Regions from separate parts of the Mus musculus genome. Here region 2 is linked to region 1. The links are chromatin loops, found by intact Hi-C in ENCODE. Cell type or tissue: heart. All regions are shown on one strand.

Region 1 (8,000 bases):
CTCTTCAAGGACAGTTGGAAGGGCTTTCAAAGGCAACTTAATCCCAAGGCTGGTGCCATTCACAATGTCACTTGTTTATTGGTCCTCTGCTGCCCAAAATAAGGACTCAATAGACTTAGACATGTTATTTTCATACACAGACCTCTGTGTGTGTGTGTGTGTGTATTTATAGTTGTATTCATGCGTGTCACTAGTTCGGGGACAGAGGGGTCAGAGGAGATTTGCTCTCCCCACATCTAGTCTACGACAAGGAAGAAGGAGCTAGACTTGTTCTTTGACTCGTGGCAGCTGCTTTATTCCGAAATATTTCCAATTGGTAATAGTGGCGCTTGCCTATGATCCTAGCAATTGTGGGCCTGAGACAGGAAAAATTGTTCCAAGTTCAAGGTCAGCCTGATTTTCAAACCAGCTTAAGTTACAGAGTAAGATTATATCTAAAAAACCAAAATGCCAGGCTGTGGTGGTGCACACCTTTAATCTCAGAAGAATGAGGGAAATCTCTAAGTTCAAGGCCAGCTTGGTCTACAGAGCAAGTTCAGGACAGCCAGGACTACACAGAGAAACCCTGTCTCAAAGGAAAAAAAAATTGACAGAAGAACTTAAGGAGGGAAGGGGTTATTCAGGCTCCTAGTTTAAAGGCAGAGTCTACTGTGGCAGGGGGTTGTTATGAATAAAATGCCATCAGAAGGGAGGGTTCAGTAGAGAAGTCACACAGAATTACCCCTCAGAGGGCACTGTAGTAAGAGAGTGCTCCCTGGTCACTGAAGGTGGGACATGACCAGGCCTACAGAGAGAGAGAGAGACAGACAGACAGAGACAGACAGAGACAGAGACAGAGCGACAGAGAGCCTTCCCTTCAAATCCTGAGAGCTGGATTAGGGAGAGCTGCCAAGTGTAGCATGAGGAAAGTCTCAGGAGAAGAGATGGGCCTTCAGCTCCCAAGAAACAGGAACTTTCCTACCTTTATAGGTTTGCAGGGGCTGCTGAGAATTTCCACTCCCTGTCATTCAGTCTGGCCTAGTCTATGTGGGACAGGGCATGGAACCGGCAAACTGTGCTGCTGTTGGAATGAGGCCAACAGGCTCACAAGGCCACAGTAGAGAGTGCTTTCCTACCAACTCTGTCCCAAAGAGAGCTGCAAGCTTGGCGGGGGGGGGGGGGGGGGGGGTGCTGGTTTCTGAGCGGGGATCAGTGGAAGGGAACTGGTGGCAGGAGTCTAAAGCAGCTGGCTGCATCCAGTCAGGAAGCAAAGAGACAAAATTGAACCTGAGTCCTCTAGAAGAGCAACCAGTGCACCTAACCACTAAGCCATCTCTCCAGCCATGGTTCATAATCAGGTTTTAAAAATATTTTTTTTCTAAGACAAGGATTCTGTGTGAAGCCTTAGATGTCCTGGAACTTGCTCTGTAGATCAGGTTGGCCTGAAACTTAAAGATCCAATTGCCTCTGCCTCCTGAATGCTGGGATTAAAGGTATACGCCACCAAGCCGGGCTAAATGTATTTTTTTTAAGATTTATTTATTTATTTATTATATGTAAGTACACTGTAGCTATCTTCAGACACACCAGAAGAGGGCATCAGATCTTATTATAGATGGTTGTGAGCCACCATGTGGTTGCTGGGATTTGAACTCAGAACTGTTGGCAGAGCAGTCAGTGCTCTTAACCAGTGAGCCATCTCTCCAGCCCCAGCTAAATGTATTTTTTAAACTGAAATAGAATCGTATCACTTTCTTTCCTGCCTCCAGCACCTTCCTCTAGCCCTTCCATGCACCTCCCCCCCTCTGAAGTTGATAATGTATAACCTGTTTTCCTTTATTATTGCCATATATGTATATGTGTATGCACAAATGTATTTTAATACAACCTGCTGAGTCCATTTGTTTTGGTGGTGTATATATGGCTCAAGGTTGATCACTCTGAACTAGACAAACAATAAAAGGCTCATCCCTAAGAGAAGCCAATTGTCTCTCTCCCAGCAGTCATTAGTTTCCTGTAGGTCGTCTAGGGGTGGGCCTCCATGAAAACTTCCCCCTTCCATGTTAACCTATCCATCAATATCATCATTGCTCTGGCCTTGTTTACACAGCCATGCCTACAAAAGACTGTTTCACTTTCTGTATCCTGCATCTTACAACCCTTTGCCCCCTTTTCCACAATGTTCCCTAAGCCATAGATAGGTGCAGGAGCTGTGATGTAGATATATTCCATCATGGCTGGGCCTCCTACAATCTATTGGTCTCTGCATTGTGTCCAGTTGTGGTCTTCTGTGGTGGTCTCCATTCGCTGCCAGGAGAGGCTCCTTTGACAGGTGTGATACCTACAGGATAAGATTTAGAATGATGGAAGAAGTTATGCTTGTCTAGCAAAGTGGTATGAAGTGGAAACTTACAGTTTCTTTGGAAAGTCAGTTGTGTTGGTTGTTGTTTTGCTGAGGCAAACACATGAAGGACTGTTTTTCTGAAGCAGACACAGGGGAAAGGATGTTTTTCATCCTTTGCACATGAAAGGATGCGTGATGAAGGATGCTTCACTAATGACAGGCATGTATTGGTTCACCTTACATGGCAATGATGAGCTCTGCTTGCCATGAATCCATAGAGAGAAACACACCAAAAACCTCTGGTGGTGTGCTGGCGGCTTCTTGCCACTTCCCCGGACTCGGGTCGATTGGCAGAGTGATGTCAGCCGGTCCAGACTCACGTGGAGTTTTGTTAAGACAGACTCACATGCTGAGGCAAGACATGTGATGAGGCAAGATCCATGGAGGACACATGATGTTTGGAGAGAGTATAAATAGGACTCGACGGAGAGTGATGGGGGCTTGCACAGCTAGCTTTGCAATGCTTGTAGTATCTTCACAGATCTTCACTTTGTTGAGAGAGACACAGCAAAGAACTCCTGGTGTCCCTGCTGACTCATGCTGAGTCAGCGGAGGCCTGGCTATATCTGCTAGGTCATGCCACAGCTGCTGATTTGTGTTTGCTATTCCAACACTCCTGAACTGACTGACTGTATATCTGTGAAGTGTTTTCGAGTGTATCTAGCTGCCGATGTTGACCTGTGAACTGGACTGTTGATTTTCTAAACAGGTTGACTTCCCCGTATCCTAATAACCTCTCTTTCCCACTGCCTCTGCTGGGCGGTAGCCTAGAAGGGAGGATAAAGTGTTTAAGAACCCATATTAAAAGTAGTCTCTGAAAAATAAAAACAATGGTGGTAGTAATACGTTCTCTTCTCAGCTCTATGACCTTGCTAGTTCCGGGAAGCTAGTTCCAGTACGAGGCATGGTTGCCCTCTGTCGAGTGAATGTCAACTCCACCAACATGCAAATGCCACTTATTGCATTTTTATATATATCTCACCCATGTGCCAACTGTTGTGGGTCACAGGTTTGCAGCTGGGTAGTGTTGTGGATTTGGTCTAACTCTTGTATTGTGTTTATTGGGTGCCCAAAATTACATGGGAATCTGCACATAAGATAGTGAGGGACCCTGCCCCCAATTGGTTTTGATTGGTAAATAAAGTTGCCGGTGGCCACTGGCTGGGCAGGGAGACAGAAGGAGGACTTTAGAATTCCCAGGCAAGGGACCGAGGGAGGAGGGAGAGAGCCATCACTCTGGGAAAGGAGCAAAGACAAGGCCTAAGAGGTGCAGAAGAAAGAGCATAACCATCACGTAAGAGTTGGGGATCGTGGCCCAGGAGCACGGCAGGTCTGGGTCCGGGACAGCCAAGATGGAAAATAGGTCTTAGTAAGTAATAAGTCAGGAATACCAGCGGCGGGGAGACTGTTAGCCACATGGAGATTAGGAAGTGGCCCAGCCTACACTCAGGATAGCAGCGCCACCGTGTGGTACAGCTCCAGTTTCAGGTGCCCTTAAGCAACATTTCGCAATACTATTTATGCCTCTTTCCTAAATACTAAAGTGAAATGTTAGACCGTTAGTTCTTACAGCTTCTTTTTAAAAATCCATAATTAAACTCCTAAGACTAAGTTGACCACTTACACACACACACACACACCCCACCCCCAGCTCCTTTCAATAGTGGTCACTCTTAGAGTGACCAGGGAAAACTGCTTGCGGTGAGGTCAAGGAGGCGTGGCCTCAGAAGATACCAGTTTTCTGGTTCCAATCCAGATATGCTGAACCAGATCCAGAGCCAGGACGACTGTGTTCTAAGTTCACTGGCCAAAGGCCGGCCGTCTTGGGTCTTACCTATCTCTAACAGTTCACATCCTTTCTTGCCGTTGAGTGAGAACTGCAGGGTTGGAGGTAAACAAGAGCACCTACCCAGAGCTCTGCTCCGGGGTGGGGTCTTCCCACGCAGAACAAAATCCCACTCCCCGGGCATCACTGCCACGCACTGAGTGGGTAGTAGAATCTCCTGCAGTAGTTTCTCTCAGCGTCTCACCCCAGGTGTATCTTCTCAGCCAGCTCCTTTAACCAACTGCCTCTGTGGATCCTCAACACTCAAGTCTGCTACAAGCATCTCTTCAACCTAGTAGAAGATGAAGCTTCTGGCATGCATGTTTTTGACGCAGCCTGCAACAGACTTTGCGGTGCTCTGATTGGCCAAAGAGCATATTTGAGAACCACCAGCTGAGACTGCGCTCCTGTCCTTTGTGGGGAGATGGGGTCCATTGCTGCGGATGGAGAGGAAGGATCCCAGCACCAAAATCATTCAGTCTTTTCATCCTGCTCCTTGCCTGCCTGCAAAGCCCAGTAAAGTGTAGTGAAAGTTCGTCTGCAGCCGCAGCCTGGCAGGCACGAAGGGGATTGGGAGTGGGAGTGAGGTGTCTGGGAGGCTACAGGAGCCTGCTGTAAACCCAGTGGTCCCTGGACTGGGAGTCTGGCTAAATGTGATCCATGCTTCCACCGGATTCCAGCATCCCATCCGCCCTAGAGGGTGGAGGTGGGGGTCTATCTCACCCACCAAGCCTGCCTGTAACTCCTGCTAGCAATAGCTTTTGTTCTTAGCTTTTAAAGATAAAACGCGGTGCTGGGTTTCAGGAAATTAAGCTTGTGTGTGTGTGTGTGTGTGTGTGTGTGTGTGTGTGTGTGTGTGTGTGTAGCCAAACTGACATTTAATATCCTCCCTAGATGAAGTCAGCAGGTAACCTGGCAAAAGGTCCTTATTCTGACAAAAGCTGGTCTGAGGCTGTCCTGCCTCATAGGCCCGTGTACAGAGCTGATGACTAAACACACTTCTCTAGACAAGCAACAACTTCAACAAAGAAATCAAAATCCCAGCCAGGTTTTGTAATGCATGCCTTTAATCCCAGCACTAGTGAGCCAGAGGCAGGTAGATGTTGTGAGTTTGAAGCCAGTCAGGACAGAGAAACCCTGTGGGGTTTATTTTGTTTTGCTTTTGTTCATTTGTTTCTTTGTTTGGGCAAGGTATCCCTGTATGGCCCAGGTTGTCTAGAACTCCTCAGTCCTACCTCAGCCACAGCCTCAGCCTCAGCCTCAGCCTCAGCCTCAGCCTCAGCCTCAGCCTCAGCCTCCAGGGCTAGAATGATAGGCATGTGCCATCATGACCAGCCCCATCTTTTGGAGATGTGTTGTCATTAGGACATGTCCAGGACTGGAGAGAAGGCTCAGCAGGTAGGACAGGTAGGAGTGCTTGCTGCTCTTGGAGAGGACCAGGCTCCCAGTAGCCAGGTGGGAGTTCGGGGTAAGAACTTACAACCGCTGTGAGTCCAGTCCTATCGAATCCTCTTCTGGCTTGGGGAAATCTACACTAACTGCGCACATCCACACAGAGACACACATGTATTCACATAAGTTTAAAAAATATTTTTTAAAAAAAAGAGAATTCCTCAAAATTAAGTGGTTCAAGGGAAATACATCATGACTGAAATAGTAACACTAATCTCAGTTCTAAGATGAATGCTTTCAATGACAAACGTTCCTTTCTTATAATTCCAAAATATGGGAAGGTCAGCTGTCAAAATAAGAAGTTCAGCAGGAGGTCCGGCATCTGGTGAGGGTGCTCTTTCTAGTTTGCAAACAGCAACCCTCTTGCAGGTGGCCACATCACATCCAACGGTGGTCAGAAAGAGTGGATGTATGTGTTCTTACAGTTTCTCATAGGCCCCAATCCCATCATGGGGACCAGTCGCTCATGACTTCATCTAAATCTAATCAAAGACACCAACATTGAATCCCACCATTCCATCATAGTGAAGGGAGAGCATCAGCCGGGCAGTGGTGGCACACGCCTTTAATCCCAGTACTTCAGAGGCAGAGAGAGGTGGATTTCTGAGTTTGAGGCCATCCTGCTCTACAGAGTGAGTTCCAGAACAGCCCGGGTTATACGAGAAACCCTGTCTCAAAAAACAAATAAACAACAACAAAAAAAAAAAATAGAAGAAGGGAGAGAGAGCATCAGTGTAGGATTTTCAGGAGCACATTCAGCCTATAGGCTCCTGGGCCTTGCTAAAATCTGGACTGGCTCATGAACAGGCCAGGCAGGATGTGCCTGTTGCCCAAGTAGATACTTAGAAAATGGACTGGAGAACCATAGATGATCAGGGACATGAATTCTACCTCAGGAGCCCAAGGGTAGGTATGGCAGGACACGACTGGCCGAGGGTATTTACGAGGACTATAAGACACTCTAAGCAATCCACATTGATCAAAACACCTAAAAGTCACAATGTATACGTGTATCTTGATTTACATAGCACCCCACAAACCTGCACAACTTTTATGTCAATTTAAAAGATAGAGAAAAAGAAAGAAAGAAAGAAAGAAAGAAAGAAAGAAAGAAAGAAAGAAAGAAAGAAAGAGGGAGAAAGAAAGAGAGAGAAAGAGAGAGAGAAAGAAAGAAAAAAGGGAGGGAGGGAGGGAGGGAGGAAGGAAGGAAGGGAGAGAGAGAGAGAGAAAGGAAGGAAGGAAGGAAGGAAGGAAGGAAGGAAGGAAGGAAGGAAGGGAAAGGAAGAAAGAAAGAAAGAAAGAAAGAAAGAAAGAAAGAAAGAGAGAGAGAGAGAGAGAAAGAACACACCCTGTGCTATTACCTTTGTTGGGCCTTACCGAAGCTCTGAAGGACCAAATGATGACATCCATTTTAAAGAAAAGAGGAAATTCACTTACTGAAGGTCTGTTGCCTATGGTTGTACACAAGCTGTTCCCTTAGCTGCAAAGGGAAGCACAGGTTCAACCATAGACGACACAGGTACCTGGTGTTTCATGTACACTGCATGAAACTTTTAAGTGTTGACATTCCCACAGTCCAGGCATCTGGTGCTTGGGGAACAGAGCTCCACAGGGAATGAGGGATAGATATCCATTCTTTTTTCCATTAAGCTTGAGACACTTCAGAGACTGCAGAGCAGCATGCCAGGATCAGCCGCGCGCATCCAACAGGTCCTGTTTACAGTAGAAAATGGAGCCACTGTCAACCTGATCTGATCGTCCAGATCTCTCTCTCCTGGGCATCTGGAGGCAGGTCTGACCTTTTTAAGCTATGTAAATCTCTACAGTCTTCCAAGAACTGGGGCAATGAGCTTCCTGCTTATCTGAGTTAATAATCACTAAAACTATTACCTTTGATATCAAAAAGAAATATAAACTCAATTGTACAATTGTACAGTTGTCCAAGCAGGAGAGTCCAATCCTGTGTGCAACAGGAAAACATATTTCACTTCCCCTCTCAGACGCTGTCATCAGAGCAGAGGGTAAGAAACGCTCCCATGTGGTCCCTGCCACGGTACAGCCTTGTTCAAGTCCATCTCTTCAAGGTTCAGTTTGCTCATCTATAAAATCCTAGCCATCTGGTCTACCCAGAAAGGTCACAGTAAGGGTTAAAGCAGTGTACATGAAACACCAGGAACCTGTGTCGTCTATGGTTGAACCTGTGCTTCCCTTTGCAGCTAAGGGAACAGCTTGTGTACAACCATAGGCAACAGACCTTCAGTAAGTGAATTTCCTCTTTTCTTTAAAATGGATGTCATCATTTGGTCCTTCAGAGCTTCGGTAAGGCCCAACAAAGGTAAT
Region 2 (8,000 bases), 110 kb before region 1:
ATGAATCATAAATTCGAGCCCTTTGACTTCTGGGCCATACCTTGCAAGAAACATCATCATTTGTGAAAGTTGAGGTAGGGAGTCATAGGCAGGAGTTGGACGCAGGTAAGAGACCCTGGTCTCCAAGAGTGTGTGAACAGAAACAACTTTCTGTGCTGCGCTGCCCACACCTCTAACTTACAGTTTGAACCCAAAAGTAGTTTCCACTGAGAGTTGACGGGAGGAAGAGGCAGGAGCCCAAAGTAGGTCAGGTGCCGGTGCTCCTATCTATACCTGGGCATGTCTCATGTAGGAGTGCAGGGAGGTTTCTTGGCTGGGTTCCGCAGGGCATCTGTGCTCCAGTAACTCACCGAGAGTACATCCAGTCCCCTGTCCTTACTCTTATCCGGGTCTCAGATCACTCTTTGTGGTATATCAAATCCAGCAGCGGGTAACCTGGAATCTCTAACTCGGTGCATGGCTAATCTTGAGAGCAATGCTTTAAGGAGGATTATGGGTATAGTGAGCCCCACTTCCTGTCCATGGCCTTCTAGGAAGAGCCTCCACTTTTTCATCCTCCCCTCCCCCATCAGATTTTTGAAAGAATCTGCTGTTCCATTAACTGGATGGACTATAAAGGAAGCTGCTATTTATGCTACTGGTTTGCTCAAAGAAGTGCTGGTCCAAAGCCAGCAAGAACTGACAACTGAAGAATGCTTACGCAGTAGTTATCACTCCAAGGAGGAGCGGGTAGGGGCTCCTACTTTTTGGTCCTCGACCTTGTCTTCTCATTAGCATGACCCCAGAGCTTTAGAAACTATGCCCATCTAAGCTGCCCTCAAACATTGTAATGGGATGTAATGGGCACTGGGATGAGCACAAGACAATGTTCAGAATGGCTTATCTATGCAGTTGGTAGACTGCAAGAAGTCATCATCGTCCTTCTGTCATTCCAGGATTTTATTCAAAGACCTCGTATACCTGTATACCTCTATGGCCTTAAAAGAGTCTGGAAGTGACAGATAGGACAAACTATGGGCACACACTGGTTTCTGCTCATCCAATGGCCTTCGTCAGGTCTGTTTCTCAGAGATCTGACCCAGATTCCTCTCACTTGAGACTTGGATTCTATCTACCCCTCCCAGCTTGCTGGCTGTTCTTTCTGAGCAGGAACTAGATGACAGAAAACCCAGACAGCAGGCATGGGTATGAGCTGGCTGTCAAGAAATTCTGTTGCTGAAGTCCAAGTCTGACATTCATGCAAAGTCCTGAGCTCCATGCAAAATGGTGGACTCCCTTTGTCAGCAAGGCTTCTCCTTCTCTGACCTTGTCTGGGGAATCCGAAACCCATATACCCACTACCTTTGGAATGTCATGTAGCCTTGGATAGATTACAGGTTCAATTCCCCTCCCCACTAAGAAAGCCATCCAGCAAGCACCTGAGATTCCTGGGATGCCTCCCTATGGTAATGAGGCATCGCAGGACCTTAGCCTTCAGCCAATGACCTTTGCTCATCCTGGATATTCCTACCCCGGCCCCCAAAACTATATAACCTTTGCTTCATCCTGAATAAAGCTGATGTTTCCCCAAAGCTGACCACGAAGATAAGTCTGTTCTTTCCCTCATACTCCCAGGCAGTCCGAAACCCTCTCTGTCGACTCTGTTCCCTTCATCCTGGAGGGCTGAGGGCCAACGAGCCTGGGGAGAAGGGAGGACCACACTAGTGTCAATGGAGACCATTTCCAGTCCTACCCTCATAGCAAGTAGACCCACAATGGCTACCAGATGCCCTGCTGTTGGATCGGTGAGCCCAGTCTGAGCAAGACAAGCCAGGACGCCATTGAGATCATTGATCAAAATGACAGGGACAGCTGTTCCTTCCTTAGAGAACCCCTAAGAAGTCTTGCGAGGGAGAAAAATCCCTGAGAGGATAGGGACACTTTCCTAAGATGCTCCCCCACCCAACTTTACTGGAGAGTCATAGCACCACAATAAACTGTTGGCCGTTAGATCCCCTGGGTTGTTTTGCTGTTTACTGACTCTGATTCTGCTCATTTTTTGCTTAGTGACTTTCCTTCACTCATTACAAAGACATCTGCATTTGTTGTTACATGTGGCCACTGACGACTCTGTATCAGTGCTGTGATAAAACATCATGGTCAAGGTAACTAATGGAAGGGTTTATTTGGGCTCATGGTTCCACAGGGGTGAGGGTGTGTGTGTGGGGGGGGGGAGGATGGGGGAGGGGAGGAGGGACGGGGATGGCAAGCAGGTGTGTGATCCACCAGCTGTGGGCTTGGAGCTCCGTCTCTGCAGTAATCCTCAGGTGGTAGTGCTGGCTCCTTGTCTCAGAACTCAGAGCCACTGAGGACTGCAGCCCAAACTTCCACAAGCTCCTCCTGACCCCTTCTGCCTCAACACCACCTAGCGTATCCCAAGGAGTGACAACTCTTCCTCGTGCTCAGGGCTAAGGTGTAGCAGGAGAGGTGGCTCCGCAGTTAAGAGCAACTGCTGCTCTTGCAGAGGACCAGAGTTCAGTTCCCAGCAAGCACACGGGGTGGCTCACAACCATGTGTAGCCCCACCCAGCATTAGGGGTGCTGACGTCCTCTGCCAGACTCCGTGGGAGGAGTTAACGCACCTGGACACACGCGTAAGAACTTAACTTGAAAAAGAGAAAATTTCATTTTTTAAGCAGCTCAGTCTAAAACAATAGGCCTTTCTCTTCAGGTGATGTCAGGTCATGGAGGACACACACACACACACACACACACACACATCACTTGGTTTAAAGTGTACAACTGCAGGCTTCTTCACCATGGGCTGCCAGTCTGTTGCCCCCACCAGGACGGGCCCACCCTCTGACCGTGGCCTTGGCTTTTTCCTTCTGGGGTTGGAACTCTGGGGCTGGGTCCTACTTTTCTGTTCCTTGGTGACTGTCAGCTCCCCTGTCACCTCTTTCTTCTCTTGTCCTCCCTTTGGAGTATAATCTGTCTCTGTTGCCCTCACTGTCCACCTTCACAGAGGCACACAGGGCCAAGTCTAACTGTCCATGGTACCCTTCAGGAGCTGCGGGAGCCGACCCACACTCCCGACCCACCCTCATACCCTATCCTTCGCCCAGAGGTTACCTTTTTCTAGATGCCTGATAGACTTAACAAGGAAAAAAAAAAAAAAAAAAAAAAAAACCTTTGCAAACTGGACCTTTTCCTTGTTAGAAAAAATTTAAATTACAAACTCCATTCTGAATTTATATAATCCTGTCCAGATTTCCTATTTCTTTTAGAGTTAGTTTTGGTAATGTGTGCTTTTAAAGAAATACATCCATTTTGCCTGGTTGATTAATAAATTTTTGGCAAAAGACTGTTCATATTTTTTCTTTTCCTGAGGTGAGAATCTATTAACAATATCTACTTTTAATACTAAGGAAGTTTGATTTTTCATTTTATTTATTTATTTATTTATTTATTTATTTATTGAGACAGAATCCTTCCACTAACCCTGGTGTCCTGAAACTCACTCTGTAGATCAGGCTGGCCTTGAACTCACGGAGACCCACCTGCCTCTGCCTCCCGAGTGCTGGGATTAAATGTGTGCACCACTGTGCTAGATCTTTCATATTATTTTAATTGATCTAAATGCGATCATTTTATTGCACCTCTCACAAATAGCCTTTGCTATTTGTTTCTTTCCTTCCCTTTTCCATTATCTATCTATCTATCTATCTATCTATCTATCTATTTAATATTTATGGGTGTTTTGCTTGCATGCATGCCTGTGTGCCATGCTCTTGCCTGGAATTCATGGAGGCAGAAGAAGGCACCAGATCCCCTGGAACAGGAGTTACAGACAGTTGAGAGCCTCCATGCGGGTGCTGGAAATCAAACCCTGGTCCTCTGAAGAGAGCAACCACTGAGTCATCTCTCCAGCCCGTCTTTCTTTTGATTTCATGGCTTTCTGCCTCTCCGTGTGTTCTTTATTTTCCTATGTTACACATAAATTGCTTTTCCCCCTCTGGTTTGTTATGGTAGGATCCTAGATATTTTTTAAATTTGGATCTTTCTTCTCACCTAGGAAGACTGGTCTTCCGAAGTCCCAATAGAACAGGGAAAGCGGTGATCGTTCTCCTGTGCCCTCGGTCTCCGTAGGCTCAGGTTTCTCAATAGAAGCCACGGGGGATCCTGAGAACACGCTCTGTGGAATGCTGAGCTATAATCTTGTTTTTAGAGTTCCGGACCAGCATCTGAGTGCAGTCCGGAATGACTTAATCCCCTGCAGACTGAGCACTGAACTAACCGAAAACTGCTGCTATCTCAGACCTACCACCGGGTGGCATGCGACTGAAGGAAGGAAGAAAGAAAGAGCCCGAGACAAGGATTTATTAAAATATGCCTAAGTGACAAATATTCTGTCTGCTGTTCTGGTGCGTCACTCCTTCATGCAACATACAGATTCAACTCTCTGTTATTGCAGGAAAAATACCTTGAACTGTGTCTCGAAACGTTTGGATTTTGTTTCAGTGTTTATTGTTTTGACTGATTTTCCTGCACAGGTTACATCCATGCACTGCGTATACTGAAGCAAGTCTCATGTATACTGAGTTCACTTTCTTACTTCTAGCCCTTGGGTTTTCTGTTTTGCTTTGCTTTTGCTTTTGAGTGTGTATTATACATGCTTGATTACAAGCGTGTTCATATGTCTGTGGGAGTGTGTGTGTGTGTGTGTGTGTGTGTGCATGCATGTGGAGGTCAGAACAGCATTAGATATGTTCTTGGGTCACTGTCCATTTTATTTACTGACTGGCTGGTTTTGTTTATCTATTTGCCAATTGGCTCACAGCTTCAGCTAATACAGCTAGCCAGCTTGCCTTGGGGGAATCCCACCTCTGCCTCCCGAGTGTCAGGATTATAGGTGGGCCACTGTGCCCAACAGCTTGTATGTGAATACTGGAGATCCGAACGCCAGTCCTGACCCTCGAATAGCAAGTCCTTACCCACCGTGGCTTCCCTCACCGCTCATCCTTTCACAGCATCTTCCACGACGAGTACCCTTCACACCTCTTCCTATTTCATTCCCATCTTTTCCAACGTCTGTGACTTTCCCCCATTCCTTTCTGAAATCTCGTTCACATCTTATCTGCTCATGTCCCACAATCTCCTCCACGACCTTGTAGCTTGGGGTTCCATCATTTATCCTTCATCTGACAATTCCCTAATTAATGTAAAGAATTCGCACTAGGCGTTCAATCACAACTCTAACTGCTCCACGACAAGGGAGTGTCAGGGAGAAGATGCTGTTCACCACAGTTGATTTTCCTTTGGCACGTCTTGTCAGGCTGTCAGTTGCTAACTCGGGCTGGTCACCAAATGGGGAGATATTCCTGGGCCAGCTCTTGGCACACTTCACACCCTGGCATCACCAAACCTAAGCTTCCCCGGTGCTGTGGAAAGAGCAGGCCTTCGGTCTCACTGAGATTCTCCATCTCCGCAGACAGAAAGCGAGCAGCAGTTCCCCCAGCTTGGCTCGCAGCAGTTCCTGCCACCATTACTCCCCGAGTGTCAGGCAGAACTTCTCAACTTCAGGAAACAGTTTGGTGTATTCTGAAGAGTAATTTGGGTTTACACAGAACTATAATTACAACTGATTTAATAACACAACACTCTTAGTCTTTGCATCTAAATGCTGATTTGGTTGGCCCGTTGCGTGTGTGTGGTGTGTATATGGTATGTGTGTGTTGTGTGTGCTGTGTTGTGTGTATGTGTTGTGTGTTGCTTCTGTGTATAAAATATAAAACTAAAGATTGAATTTGTCATGTGAGTACTCTTGAAAGTTTCAACACTCTCAAGTGTAAACTGAAAGAAATTCCTATGGAAAAACCTCATCATAATTAGTACCAGTTGCCAGCCCCCAGTGTTTTCTAAAGAAGTCGTGTTCAGAGCTGTGACTATCTTTTTAAAAACGTTTATGTGTATGGGTGTTTTGCCGGTATTATATGTCTATGCACAATGTGCATGCAGTGCCCAAGAAGGCCAGAAGAGGGCGCTGAATCCCCTGGGATGGGAGTTACAGACAGTTGTGAGCCAGCATGGGGAAGCTGGAAATCAAACCTGTGTCCCCCGGAAGAGCAGCCAGTGCTGTGAGCTGCTGAGCATCTCACCAGATCATCTGAATCCACGCCATCTCCGATGCAGTGACATCTGAGCCACATTTTTTGTACGATTGATTCTCATTCTGTATCAGAAATGGCAGTTCCTCAAATCCCAAGATTTAAATGTGGCCTTTCATCTTCCCACAAGGCAGGTATTATTAACACATTGTTACTAACATAAAGGGTATGTTGGAACAGAACATTTTTTTCTCCATGAAAAACTCAATGTATTGGTCAGTTGGAAATAACTTTAATTAAAAGTATTAAATTTTCTTCCCACACATCCCATTCTTAGAAAACGCCACTGATCCATTTCACTGCAAGTCAATATTATGAAATAGTTATAGGGAAAATATCAAAAATAACCCAAACACAAAGGCCAGGCTTATATTAACCAGGGTGGGGTGGAACACTTTTGGTTTTCGGAAATCTCTCCTTGGGAGAAGCTGCCACAGCAGCCCTTCCACAGCTCTCACAAGCACCATTCTTAGCTTGCACTAGATAGGGACAGGAGGGCTGGGCCTTGGTGAGAGGCACAGTGGAATTGTCCCTCAACTTTCTATGGTGAGCATTAGTAACCCATTTAGCCTCTTGACATACCCTCCACACAGTGGGCACAGATGGAGCCATCTCTGTCCCAGAATTGGTGATCTGTCTGTCTGTCTGTTGGTCCTGTTGGTTGGTCCACCTTTCTTTCCAGTGGTGGCTGTATTCATATCATCTGTCTTGGCAACTGAGTTAAGTCGGCTAGGGTCACTGAATACCCCTGGTTCCACAAGGGAGCTGGAGAGAAAAGTCCAAGAAGGGCAGATGTGAGTGGAGACACCAAGGCTGGGTACATCACTCCAGGACCAGACCCTTGGAGGTGCAAGGAGCATACAGCCTTGGTGAGGATCTTTGAGAAAGGAGAGCTAAGAAGTAGTTGTGGGAATGAAGGGGGCCAGGAGGTCAGCGTGGTCATGGTAAAAGTCACCACAAGAGCCCTCCATTTCCCAGATCCCAGGTAGTCTCAGGAATGGAGAGGTCCCAGGAGAGATCCAGATGCCACCAAGGTGGGAAGGGTGGCAGTCCAAGAGGAGCCTTGGGAGGCTGGCATGGGAGGTGTTTCTGAAGAGGTTGTGGGGTGCCTGCTGCTGTGAATACACAGGTGTGTTGTCAGAACCAGATCCTCTTTATGCCTTAAGTGACCATGTCTCTGCTTGGAACCACCGAGTTCATCAGGAGACTCTGAAAAGCCCCCTTCCACTTCCTGTCCTTCCTCAGGAGTTTCTGGCCTGATGTTCAAAGCATCGAGGCTCAGCATCATCTTGGCGTTCTCTCTCTTCCTTGACTTTCCAGGTGCATCTGGAAATTTTGTGCTCAGACAGAACCTTTGCTCTTCAGGGCTACCTCAGACATCATTGTCGCAATGCACAAATTCATCTCTTTGCTTGCTCTAACTGATCTGGTACTGTGATAACATCACTACTTACTTTCTTTTTAATGTGTGTGTGTGTGTGTGTGTGTGTGTGTGTGTGTGTTAGTTACTGTTTTATTGGTATGAAGAGACACCATGACCAAGGCAATTATAGAAAGAAGCATTTAATTGGGGCCTTGCTTACAGTTTCAGAGTGTTAGTCTTTGATCACTATGGCAGGAAGCATGGCAGCAGGCAGCCAGGCAGAGAGAGAGAGAGAGAGAGAGAGAGAGAGAGAGAGAGAGAGACTGGGAATGGGTGGGCTGGCTTTTATACTTCAGAACCTGTCCACAGTGACACACCTGCTCCAACAAGGCCACACCTCCAAATCCTTCCCAAACAGTTCCACCAACTGTGGACCAAGCATTTAAACATATTAGCCTATGGAAGCCATTCTCATTCAAACCATCACAGAAA

The links. Hi-C counts contacts between places; a loop is a spot of excess contacts. Peaks named below come from ENCODE experiments on the same cell type or tissue, not always from the same donor. Only the 100,000 strongest peaks of a DNase experiment are listed, where the experiment ranks them.
Region 2: it touches region 1 in a loop (6-fold over the local background); 10 of 42 quality-filtered maps call a loop at or near these places.

What each region holds. Positions count from the first base shown.
Region 1 is chr11:70,070,698-70,078,697 of GRCm38, reverse strand. Gm32946 (a long non-coding RNA gene) reads right to left here and starts at 1,027. Exons shown (of 4, transcript XR_879978.1): 1 at 962-1,027. In heart, a CTCF peak has its summit at 3,850 (motif pointing left); a DNase peak (open chromatin) is centred at 3,827; H3K4me3 peaks cover 216 bases; H3K27ac peaks cover 722 bases; H3K27me3 peaks cover 1,343 bases.
Region 2 is chr11:70,175,899-70,183,898 of GRCm38, reverse strand. No RefSeq gene overlaps it. Among named protein-coding and RNA genes, the nearest start is that of Clec10a, 13 kb to the right of the region's middle. In heart, CTCF peaks have their summits at 4,290 and 5,999 (motif pointing right); no DNase peak of the experiment used is centred here.